Linked DNA regions of Homo sapiens: all the other regions are linked to region 3. The links are chromatin contacts, found by Hi-C or POLR2A ChIA-PET in ENCODE. All regions are on one chromosome and are shown on one strand. Each heading gives the region's core, a stretch centred on a gene start or an enhancer-like site at or near the end of the contact. The rest is flanking DNA. Distances are from core to core; before and after follow the strand shown. Region 1 holds the start of ARID1A (AT-rich interaction domain 1A). Region 2 holds the start of TMEM50A (transmembrane protein 50A). Region 3 holds the start of PAFAH2 (platelet activating factor acetylhydrolase 2).

Region 1 (3,246 bases), core at 747-3,246, 700 kb after region 3:
GCACTGGCCCATACCAGTCAGTCGGATCTTCTTGGTAGGCTGGTTTGGTTCTTGGCTTGAGGCCGGGGGAGGGGAGAAGAATAAAACTGTGGGATTTTTTTTTTTTTTAAATCTCATCACTCTTAGATTAACAGGAAGGTTTTGCCTTTCTGGTGTAGGATGCAGTAAGTTTTCTTGGGGAGAGAAATGAGTTCAGGCTTTGGAATTATTCATAGTGACCAGGGACATTGCCAGCACTCCCGGGTCCTGCATAATCTAAGATAATGCTCCTGTGGCCATGAAGTCTCCCTTTACAAAATCTGAGGGGGAAAAGAGATCCTGGTGTCTAGGAACACTGGCCTGGGCCTTTCCCAAGGCAGCCTTGGGTCTGGTGAGGAGCTGGAATCCCCTCTGGCTTTTGTAGCCTGTCATATCAGAACATTCCAAGTCAGCCTGAGGAAGAAAAGGCTGCTGCTGGGATTTGGTGGGGCCTGTAGATCAGGAGAACACTGGAGCTTTCTGTGTATGTCGATCTTTTCAGATAAACCTGGCCTTCTACCCAACTCCAGCTCAATCGGGGTCTCTTAGAATGTAATGGTAAACTTTAAACAATCTTTACGCTACAGGATAGAAAACAAATCTGACAAGCATCCATTTTCTAAGTGACTTGTTGGACTGTGCCTTTTCTTCAAGGAGAAAATGGTTTCCATTTTCTGCATCTCTCTTCTGTAATGGTTTGAACACTCAGGTTCCTGCAGTCCCTGGAGCCTCTTCTGTGGGTTTTCAGTATTAGAAGGTACTGTCTTTGGAGACTGGGGCTACTTGTCATGGTAGGCTAAGTTTTCTTAAGAGGGAGTGAGAAACGGTGTTTAGGTTTTCCTGCTGGGTAACTGTTCTATGCTCCTAAAGCAACTTCAGTGGCCTCCATTTTAAGTTAGTGGTGAGATGATCAGTTTTGACTTCAAATCCATTTTGATATTCTGATCCCATTGTTGAATGTGCTCACAACTTGATTTTTTTTTTTTTAAAGGCAAGTAGACCGAAGGCAGCTTTGGTGACTCCACTTCTTTTTAAAGTCACCCTCCTCTGCCCTCTGACTTTAAGTGACAGGCAGTTCCCTCCCCTCTCTTTCAATTCTGTAAAATGGGGATAATCCGGACCTCATGCCCCCAGAGCCTTGTAAGGACCGGCTAATGAGGGCAGGCGAGTGGGAAACGAATCGTCTGAACAATGATCAGTCATTCTTTCGGGCTTGCAAAGAGGGTAAAAAAGGTTGGGTCTTTAGCGGGGTCCGTAGAAGGCTTTGAAGACGAAAAGTGCTGTAGAGGTGCTAAGCAGCAGCCAACGGACCGGGCCCGCTGCCAGGGGGTCAGGGCTGGGCCGAGGCGGCCGCGGTCTCAGGCTCTGGCCAATTTTGCAGCCGCGGGTAAAGTTCACGCTGCCCGCTCCCCTCGGTACGGCCGGGAGGGGACAGACCTGGATAGGGACGCCGGGAGGGAGGCGGCGCAGGCTCCAGAGATGCGCGGGCTCCGGGCCGGGTTTTCTCCGAAGCCTTCGGCGGCGGCGCTGCCTAGCGAAAGCGGCTGAGGGCCTGCCGCCGCCGCGGCTTGTTCTCTCCCCTCCTCCTTTGTGAAGGGAAGGGAGCGAGTCCGTTCCACGGCCTGCGCCCGCTCCGCTCTCCACTCCGGGTTTGCCAGGCGGCCGCGACGGCGCTGGGTAAAATGGCAGTGCTGAGCCTCGTGTCGGAGTGAGGGGGACTCGGAGGAGAGTGGGGCGCTCTAGCCGCTCAGTCCGGCCGACCGCTTGCTCGCCCGCCCGCTGCCGCGCAGCAGCCTCGACCCAAGCCGCAGCTGGCGAGGGGAGGCAGGGCGCCGGGCTCGGCCCGCGCTCTGACTCTGGCTCCCGGCGCCCCGGCTGCTGCCGCGCGCCCTCCAGCCCGCCCGTCCCGGGTCCCCCTCCCCCCGCTCCCTCCCTCCCTCCCCGCCCCCTCCCCCTCGCCTCCCTCCCTCCCTCCCTCCTCCTTTCTCCGGCAGCAGAAAGCGGAGAGTCACAGCGGGGCCAGGCCCTGGGGAGCGGAGCCTCCACCGCCCCCCTCATTCCCAGGCAAGGGCTTGGGGGGAATGAGCCGGGAGAGCCGGGTCCCGAGCCTACAGAGCCGGGAGCAGCTGAGCCGCCGGCGCCTCGGCCGCCGCCGCCGCCTCCTCCTCCTCCGCCGCCGCCAGCCCGGAGCCTGAGCCGGCGGGGCGGGGGGGAGAGGAGCGAGCGCAGCGCAGCAGCGGAGCCCCGCGAGGCCCGCCCGGGCGGGTGGGGAGGGCAGCCCGGGGGACTGGGCCCCGGGGCGGGGTGGGAGGGGGGGAGAAGACGAAGACAGGGCCGGGTCTCTCCGCGGACGAGACAGCGGGGATCATGGCCGCGCAGGTCGCCCCCGCCGCCGCCAGCAGCCTGGGCAACCCGCCGCCGCCGCCGCCCTCGGAGCTGAAGAAAGCCGAGCAGCAGCAGCGGGAGGAGGCGGGGGGCGAGGCGGCGGCGGCGGCAGCGGCCGAGCGCGGGGAAATGAAGGCAGCCGCCGGGCAGGAAAGCGAGGGCCCCGCCGTGGGGCCGCCGCAGCCGCTGGGAAAGGAGCTGCAGGACGGGGCCGAGAGCAATGGGGGTGGCGGCGGCGGCGGAGCCGGCAGCGGCGGCGGGCCCGGCGCGGAGCCGGACCTGAAGAACTCGAACGGGAACGCGGGCCCTAGGCCCGCCCTGAACAATAACCTCACGGAGCCGCCCGGCGGCGGCGGTGGCGGCAGCAGCGATGGGGTGGGGGCGCCTCCTCACTCAGCCGCGGCCGCCTTGCCGCCCCCAGCCTACGGCTTCGGGCAACCCTACGGCCGGAGCCCGTCTGCCGTCGCCGCCGCCGCGGCCGCCGTCTTCCACCAACAACATGGCGGACAACAAAGCCCTGGCCTGGCAGCGCTGCAGAGCGGCGGCGGCGGGGGCCTGGAGCCCTACGCGGGGCCCCAGCAGAACTCTCACGACCACGGCTTCCCCAACCACCAGTACAACTCCTACTACCCCAACCGCAGCGCCTACCCCCCGCCCGCCCCGGCCTACGCGCTGAGCTCCCCGAGAGGTGGCACTCCGGGCTCCGGCGCGGCGGCGGCTGCCGGCTCCAAGCCGCCTCCCTCCTCCAGCGCCTCCGCCTCCTCGTCGTCTTCGTCCTTCGCTCAGCAGCGCTTCGGGGCCATGGGGGGAGGCGGCCCCTCCGCGGCCGGCGGGGGAACTCCC
Region 2 (3,138 bases), core at 608-3,107, 660 kb before region 3:
ATTCATTAAGTCCCAAAAAGGTAAAGAATGACAAATTAAGCATGTATCTTATTAGTAAGAGTAATATAAAGATGCTCACTCATATTTATAAATATTTGACAATCATGTTAAGGCCAGAAAAGAGAAAAAAGGGTAGGGGCAAAAAACGCAAAGAGAAAGGAGTTAGTATCTTTTCTCCCGCACTCATTAGCTATTAAAAGAGGATGTTTGTTTAAAGCTGCTCAGAGCTGGTAAACTAATGTTAAGTCACTAACGGGAATTTAAAAGGTTTCATTAAGAACTGCCTGCACTAGATTCCTCCACCCTGAGACATTAAACAATCACGATAAACCTCCTGAGTGGTAAGAACGTGTCCATTTAAAAACAGGCTATAGATTGTCATGCAGTTTTATCTACTAATCGGCTAATGCACCGCCAAAAACAAACAAAAAAACCCAAAGGGATGAAAGTTTCATCCATCAAAGGAAACAACAGTCACCTTGGTTCCCATCCCACTCATATACTGCCGCCGTACATGTCAATCAGATGAACCTGTGCGTATCTCTTAACGACAATTGACCCACCTTTTTAACTGAAGTGAAGGGGGGTTCTGCTCCGCGACCACTTCCTGGATCTCTCCCTTCACCCTCTGTGTTCTTTCGGGTGCACCATCGGGTCAAAGCCGCAGCAACGCCGTCTCTGTGTGATCGCATGTGCCCTTCTGCACACGACCTTCCCCCGAGAGTGACCAGCTACCGGACAGGCACCAAGGAGGGCTACCGAGCACCTCCCGGACCGGCGGCTGCAGGATCGCGAGCGCCTCCGCTAGGGAGACCGCACGTTGCGCCTGTGCTTCCTGCGGTGGCGCCTTCTGCAAGGAGACCTCGACCCTGCTCCCTCTCCGGGGCTGGATCTGACTCCTTGACGGTGATTCCAGACGCGAGACCCAAACTGACGGCTTCTAGAAGAGGGGCGAGCCCGGCCGCAAGTCTTTCACGTAGCTAAGTCATCGTTGCTTCCGGCTTCTTACCGTTCTCCCCTTTGTAAACGGTTACCTCCCGAAAACCCAGGCTCTCCTCCAACAGTGGTTCTCAAGCGAGGCGATCTTCCCCGGGAGGGGATATTTGGCAAAGTCTGGGGGCATTTTTGGTTCACTGGGGCTGCTACTTGCATCCACTGGGTAGAGGCGGGGGATGCAGCTACACAACCTGCGAAGCACGGGACAGCACCCTCCCCAACCCAGACAGAATTAGCCGGCCCAAAACCTCAGTAGTGCCCAGGCTGAGAAACCCTGCCTTAAACAAACAACAAAGAAAGGCCAAGTCCCATAAGTGGGTCACCGCGCCGAGACTGGGGTCCACGGGACACCCCAGCCACGCCAAGCCGGGAAGTCCCCGCCTCCTGGAGCTGAACCCGCCCCTCTCCCAGAGGTGGAGCTGCGGGGGGCGGGAACAGGCACGGAGAAAATAAACAAGACTAAAAAGTCCTGAGTAGCGCTGTGTGGCCGCAAACCTGAACCCACCTTTTGCACCACGCGGGACCCGGCACTCTTCCTGCCACCCACCCCTGAGAGGGCTGCGCGGCCGACCCCAGTACTAGAAAACACTCGTCACCTCACTCAAGACGGGTACGAAGGCCAACGGACGCCTTCCTTTAGAACGCTCAGCACACAGAGCAACTTCTCACGCCTACTCTCAAATGGCGTACTCCAAACTAGCACTCCCGACGTCCAGCTGTGAACCCAGAGCGGCGGAAAGCCCCTGAACCCAGCGCCCGGGCATGCGCAGACGCGTTGTTGTGGTGGGCGTGGCTCCCTCCGGACCCGGCGCCCCGCCCTCCGCCCCGTGTCCGCATGCGCGACTGAGCCGGGTGGATGGTACTGCTGCATCCGGGTGTCTGGAGGCTGTGGCCGTTTTGTTTTCTTGGCTAAAATCGGGGGAGTGAGGCGGGCCGGCGCGGCGCGACACCGGGCTCCGGAACCACTGCACGACGGGGCTGGACGTAAGTGTCGGGCGGGGAGTGGGGGTAAGAGAGTAGCGGCCGCAGGCTGGAGAGGCCTCGGAGCCGGGGCCGTCTGACGGGCTGGTGCCCACAGCACAGGCTCGTTGCCGCCACCCTCCCGGAAGCCGCAGACCCGGGCTGAGCCGCCGCGGACCTCTCCTCTCCTGGGTCCGGCGGCGCCAGGAGAAGGCGACGGCGTCCAGACCCCGCCAAGACGGAGAGGGGACCGCGCCCTCCCCCGGGACACCCCAGGATCCCTGGAAAATCCCCCGATCCCCCACTTCACAGCTGGACAAGCCGAAGCCCCGAGAAAGGAGCGTGACCCGGCCAGCTCCCTCAGCGAGGGGTGCCCCGGCTAAAGGTGGCTCCCCCATCTTCCAGCGGCGTCCCTCGAGACCTAAAAGTCCCAGAGTTTGGAGGGCGGGGTCTGGCTTGAGCGTACCAGTCGTCGTGCAAAGAAAAATGGATTCGGGGTGGGGCCATTGGGATGAACCGAAAATAACACTTATTGAATTGCAGTTCTTCCCGGGGAAGAATCAAATGAGTGAATTTCCTAAATTGAACTTGTCCCAAAGGCATCTTAGCATTGGCTGTAATCATATATTTTAATATTTAATTTTTAAAAGAGAAGTTAAAAATGGGAGACGTTGCTCTATTGTAGGGTGTCATATTTTTGGACAACCATAATTGCTGGCTACAAAGTATCTTAAGGAAGTCAAGTTCGCTGTAGGAGTTTGGGTGTTGTTATTCGCAAGTTATATGTATTTCAGGCTTTTTCATACTCTGAAATAGAGATAACATGGCTGTATCTCAGGTCTCTACTGCTCGGCTTACAGGAATGTTTTATATAATTTGTAAAGACAGCTTGGGTCGGCTATATTTAAATAGCAGTTGGATTTTTGTAATCTGAATTACTATTAACCACGATTCTGTGCTTGCTTTTGGCTGGAAACACCCGTTAGGATCAGAGATAGGGATATTAAAGTGGATGTTCTTTATATAGAAATGACACCAAAAGGCAGGCTTGCAGAAAGAAAAATAATGAATGAAGTGAAAGGAAATGATGTGGGTAGAGGTAAGAACTGCAGTGCAGTGTTTAATTTCTTGATTTAGGTGTGAAGAAACACACGTTCTGTGATAAAATATGTAAATTAGAGA
Region 3 (3,102 bases), core at 303-2,802:
GGGCGCCTGTAGTCCCAGCTACTTGGGAGGCTGAAGCAGGAGAATGGCGTGAACCCGGGAGGCGGAGCTTGCAGTGAGCCGAGATCGCGCTACTGCACTCTAGCCTGGGCGACAGAGCGAGACTCCATCTCAAAAAAAAAGAAATAGTAACTACTCACGAGATTGTTGATGAGGATTAAATAATGCATGTAAAGCACTCGATGGATAGAAGGTACTATAACCATAGGAGGCAACTATAATTATTTTAACTACATGCCTCTCAAGTTCCTTATACGTAAAATGGATACTTCGTAAGTGAAAATATTGCCTAGGGCCTGGTGCATTTTCAGTGCTTATAAAATGTTAGGAACTAATTAACAATGCTATGTCTCTCTTTCCTAGCCAAGGTCTCTCATTTTTCCTGGATTAAGCCCTTTGGCAAAACAGATTCTTTCCCAGCAGCCTTTTCAGGCCTCAGACACCCCTACCAAAGCCAGTGTCTACTGAACAGGCCCAGAGGAGCCCAGAGGGAATGGATGGGGCTTAGGTTGCAGCTGTCCTCTCCTGCTGGGACCCTGTTTCTGGTGAGCAGAGGACTGCTGCTCTGCCAGCTGTGTGACACTTTCATCACTGGCTATTTCAAGATACAGTCCAAGATAAGCACTTCTCTTGTGCTTCCTTTCAGACAAAGCTCTCTGAAGACTAAAAGCTCATTGGCCTGACCTTTGGTCTCTGGAGGAAGTGAGGAAATATCATCCAGCTCGTAGACAATGAAGACACCAAGCACTCGAGGGATGAGATTGAGCAACAAGGTGGCAGAGCTAGAGAAGAGGCCTGATAAGAGTGTTCCAGAGCATTAATAATTGTGATAAAAATAATCTCTGTCTCTTGTGAAGGTCTTACAGTTTACAAGGCATCTTCACACATACTAGCTTGTTGGCTCCTCAACACTCCTCACCTGAGACTGATGGAGCAACAGTCATCTCCGTTTTAGAGAGGAAGAAACTGAGTCCCAGAGTTGTATGATTTGCCCAAGGTCACAGAGGGTGAGAGGCAGAGCTGGCCTAGAACCGGGTCTGCTGACTTCGAGTCCAGGGTAATCGCGGATCGGAAAGAAGGAATGGGGACCCTTCTTCCACCGCCATGAAAAACAGAAAACTGAGAGTAAGAGTAAAGTACACAAAGGGTGGAGGAGCATAAAGAAGCCCGGGGTTCAGGGATGTGAGGCTGCAGGGTGAAGGTAGGGCCGAGGAATCAGGGTAGGGCTGTGGGGTCCAAGGTGGGGCTGCGGGGGCTGGGTCCTGGGACGGGAGCTCAGTGGGGATTCCAGGGGCACTGGCCGTTAAAAGTGCGAGGCGACCGTGGGAGGGTCAAGGGAGCGGGTGGCTACAGGTGTCTGAATAGGAAACGTAAAGGACGAAGATTAATGTGCAATTCCTATGACTGAGAGACGCCGAGGCCCCAAACCGGGCCAGAATACAAAAGTCTGCAGGAAGCTCAATTGAGATATAGGTGTTTTCTCCAATCAAACTTACCCAGTCAAGCTGATTCCTCAGAAGCAGCCCCAGACGTTTAACTCGACGGAAATGAGAAACGACCCATGAACCCGTGGCCCTTTGGTCGTCGTAGTTTCCAAGGCTCAAAATGGACGCTTGGAAGCACTTCTCGTTCCTCAATCTAGAACTACAATTCCCGATGTACAGTGCGCGAGATTGCGCATTACAACTCTAAAACTACACCTCCCAGAGTTCTACGCGACCGTCCAGCCCCGCGTGGTCGTGCGAAACCGCCCAAGGCCTGGGATGCGGTGTGATTCCTCCCCCTGGTGGCCTGAAGAGGTGCCGCCGCGATTTCTGCTCTCGAGCGGAGGGTTTTGCCTTAGTCCCGTGCGTAACCCTCCGCCTCACCCTCCTCAAATAGTCCTCAGGCGTGCCTAGAAATGGTCCCCGCTTCGCTTTATTCTCAAGGAGGTGGGAGGAGGTTGGAGTTTGTTTTGTGTCTTCTGCACACTTTGCTTCCTGTAAGAATAATAGACTGATCATTCAAATTAAGGGGACATTCCCTACCAGCCTGCATCTGTTGACACCTGTGATTTTCCATTGTCCTCAAAAGACTCCCTGGCAGAGAAAGGGGAGGAACCCGAGTAATCTGCTGGGCCGCATCCATCCCACATTACTGTCTAATGCTGGTTCTTAGCGACACTGATGGACAAGATACCGCTCCTAGCCTCAACAGAATCACAGTCTAGCAGAGAATTCAGACAAATGAATAATGACAGCACAGAGCCGTGATCTCATGGGGAGACACAGCAAGCGTGGGAGCCTTGAAAAGGGGCCTCTGGCCAGGCTTGGGGGAAAAGGGCGGTGTCCGCAAGGCTTTTTAGAGGGAGTGATGTTTGTTAACATTGAGACCCGATATAAGGAAAGAACGTAGCCAGGAGTACAGAGACTGTGAAGGACGTTTCAGAGTATGGCATTAAGTTCAGTGCTGGCTGCAGCTAAGTGTGAGGGATGGAAGGAGAGTATTCTCGGGGGAGTGGGCGTTAGGCAGAGCCCATCCTCAGGAGTTCTGTAAACTTCTATAGGAAATTTGGATCGTTCAGGCAGCTCAAAAACGTTCAACGGCCCTCTACTACCTATGAAGTGAAGTCCCAACTGCTTAGCCTGACATTCAAGGTCTTCTCCAACCTGCACTCCCCCACGCCCCACCCCCCACCCTTCAGCGCCCCTCCTCTGGGAGCTTTGTTCATGCCTCCAAAGTTTCCGCCGACATCTGTGTGTGCCTCGCACATGTGAGTCGACTCACACTGCCTTGGGTATCTCCTGTATTAGAGGTCTTAACTCTTGACACATTGTGAGCTCTTTGAGGTCAGGTACTGAGTCCTGCAGTCGCCCCCTCCACCCTACTCTTGCAGCCCACATCCCCCCGAAACACCAGGGTCCAGAGTCCCTGCTTTAGGCTCTCCTCTCCTGCCGACACACTGTTGTCACCCCCATCCTTCCAGGAGCCAAGATAAAGTCATCAGGAGAGAGTGCTGGCAGCCCTGCACTGTGGTAATTAAGCCTCGGATCTCATTAAATCTGTGGCTGATGGCGGTGGCCACAGAACCTGAAAAGCTTAGCG

What was found. Hi-C counts contacts between places; a loop is a spot of excess contacts on that map. ChIA-PET counts read pairs that join two places held with the same protein, here RNA polymerase II (POLR2A). Pooled maps may share reads with other maps.
Region 1: a loop to region 3 is called in a pooled map, with 5 times the contacts of the local background. The contact joins the promoter of ARID1A here to the promoter of PAFAH2 in region 3. A Hi-C loop is called at or near these places in 5 of 50 pooled maps. POLR2A ChIA-PET finds 5 or more read pairs at or near these places in 2 of 52 experiments (activated CD4-positive, alpha-beta T cell and activated CD8-positive, alpha-beta memory T cell).
Region 2: a pooled map shows a loop between it and region 3 (5-fold over the local background). The contact joins the promoter of TMEM50A here to the promoter of PAFAH2 in region 3. A Hi-C loop is called at or near these places in 2 of 37 single-sample maps with no recorded cell type and 12 of 50 pooled maps. POLR2A ChIA-PET finds 5 or more read pairs at or near these places in 1 of 52 experiments (PC-9).

Annotation. Positions count from the first base shown.
Region 1 is chr1:26,694,019-26,697,264 of GRCh38, forward strand. It overlaps ARID1A (AT-rich interaction domain 1A), which reads left to right and starts at 1,997. Exons shown (of 20, transcript NM_006015.6): 1 at 1,997-3,246. The coding sequence starts at 2,386. It overlaps LOC124900417 (translation initiation factor IF-2-like), which reads right to left and starts at 2,387. Exons shown (of 2, transcript XM_047439473.1): 1 at 2,199-2,387; 2 at 1-1,947. The coding sequence starts at 2,387. The coding sequence ends at 1,261. It overlaps LOC101928728 (a long non-coding RNA gene), which reads right to left and starts at 113. Exons shown (of 1, transcript NR_135804.1): 1 at 1-113. RefSeq lists enhancers at 830-1,766, 1,767-2,702 and silencers at 1,681-2,010, 2,101-2,260, 2,631-2,960, 3,011-3,246.
Region 2 is chr1:25,336,477-25,339,614 of GRCh38, forward strand. It overlaps TMEM50A (transmembrane protein 50A), which reads left to right and starts at 1,858. Exons shown (of 7, transcript NM_014313.4): 1 at 1,858-1,980. It also overlaps a transcript of RSRP1 not described here. RefSeq lists silencers at 402-696, 1,688-1,807.
Region 3 is chr1:25,996,511-25,999,612 of GRCh38, forward strand. It overlaps PAFAH2 (platelet activating factor acetylhydrolase 2), which reads right to left and starts at 1,553. Exons shown (of 11, transcript NM_000437.4): 1 at 1,515-1,553. RefSeq lists enhancers at 1,299-1,378, 1,549-1,638, 1,649-1,698.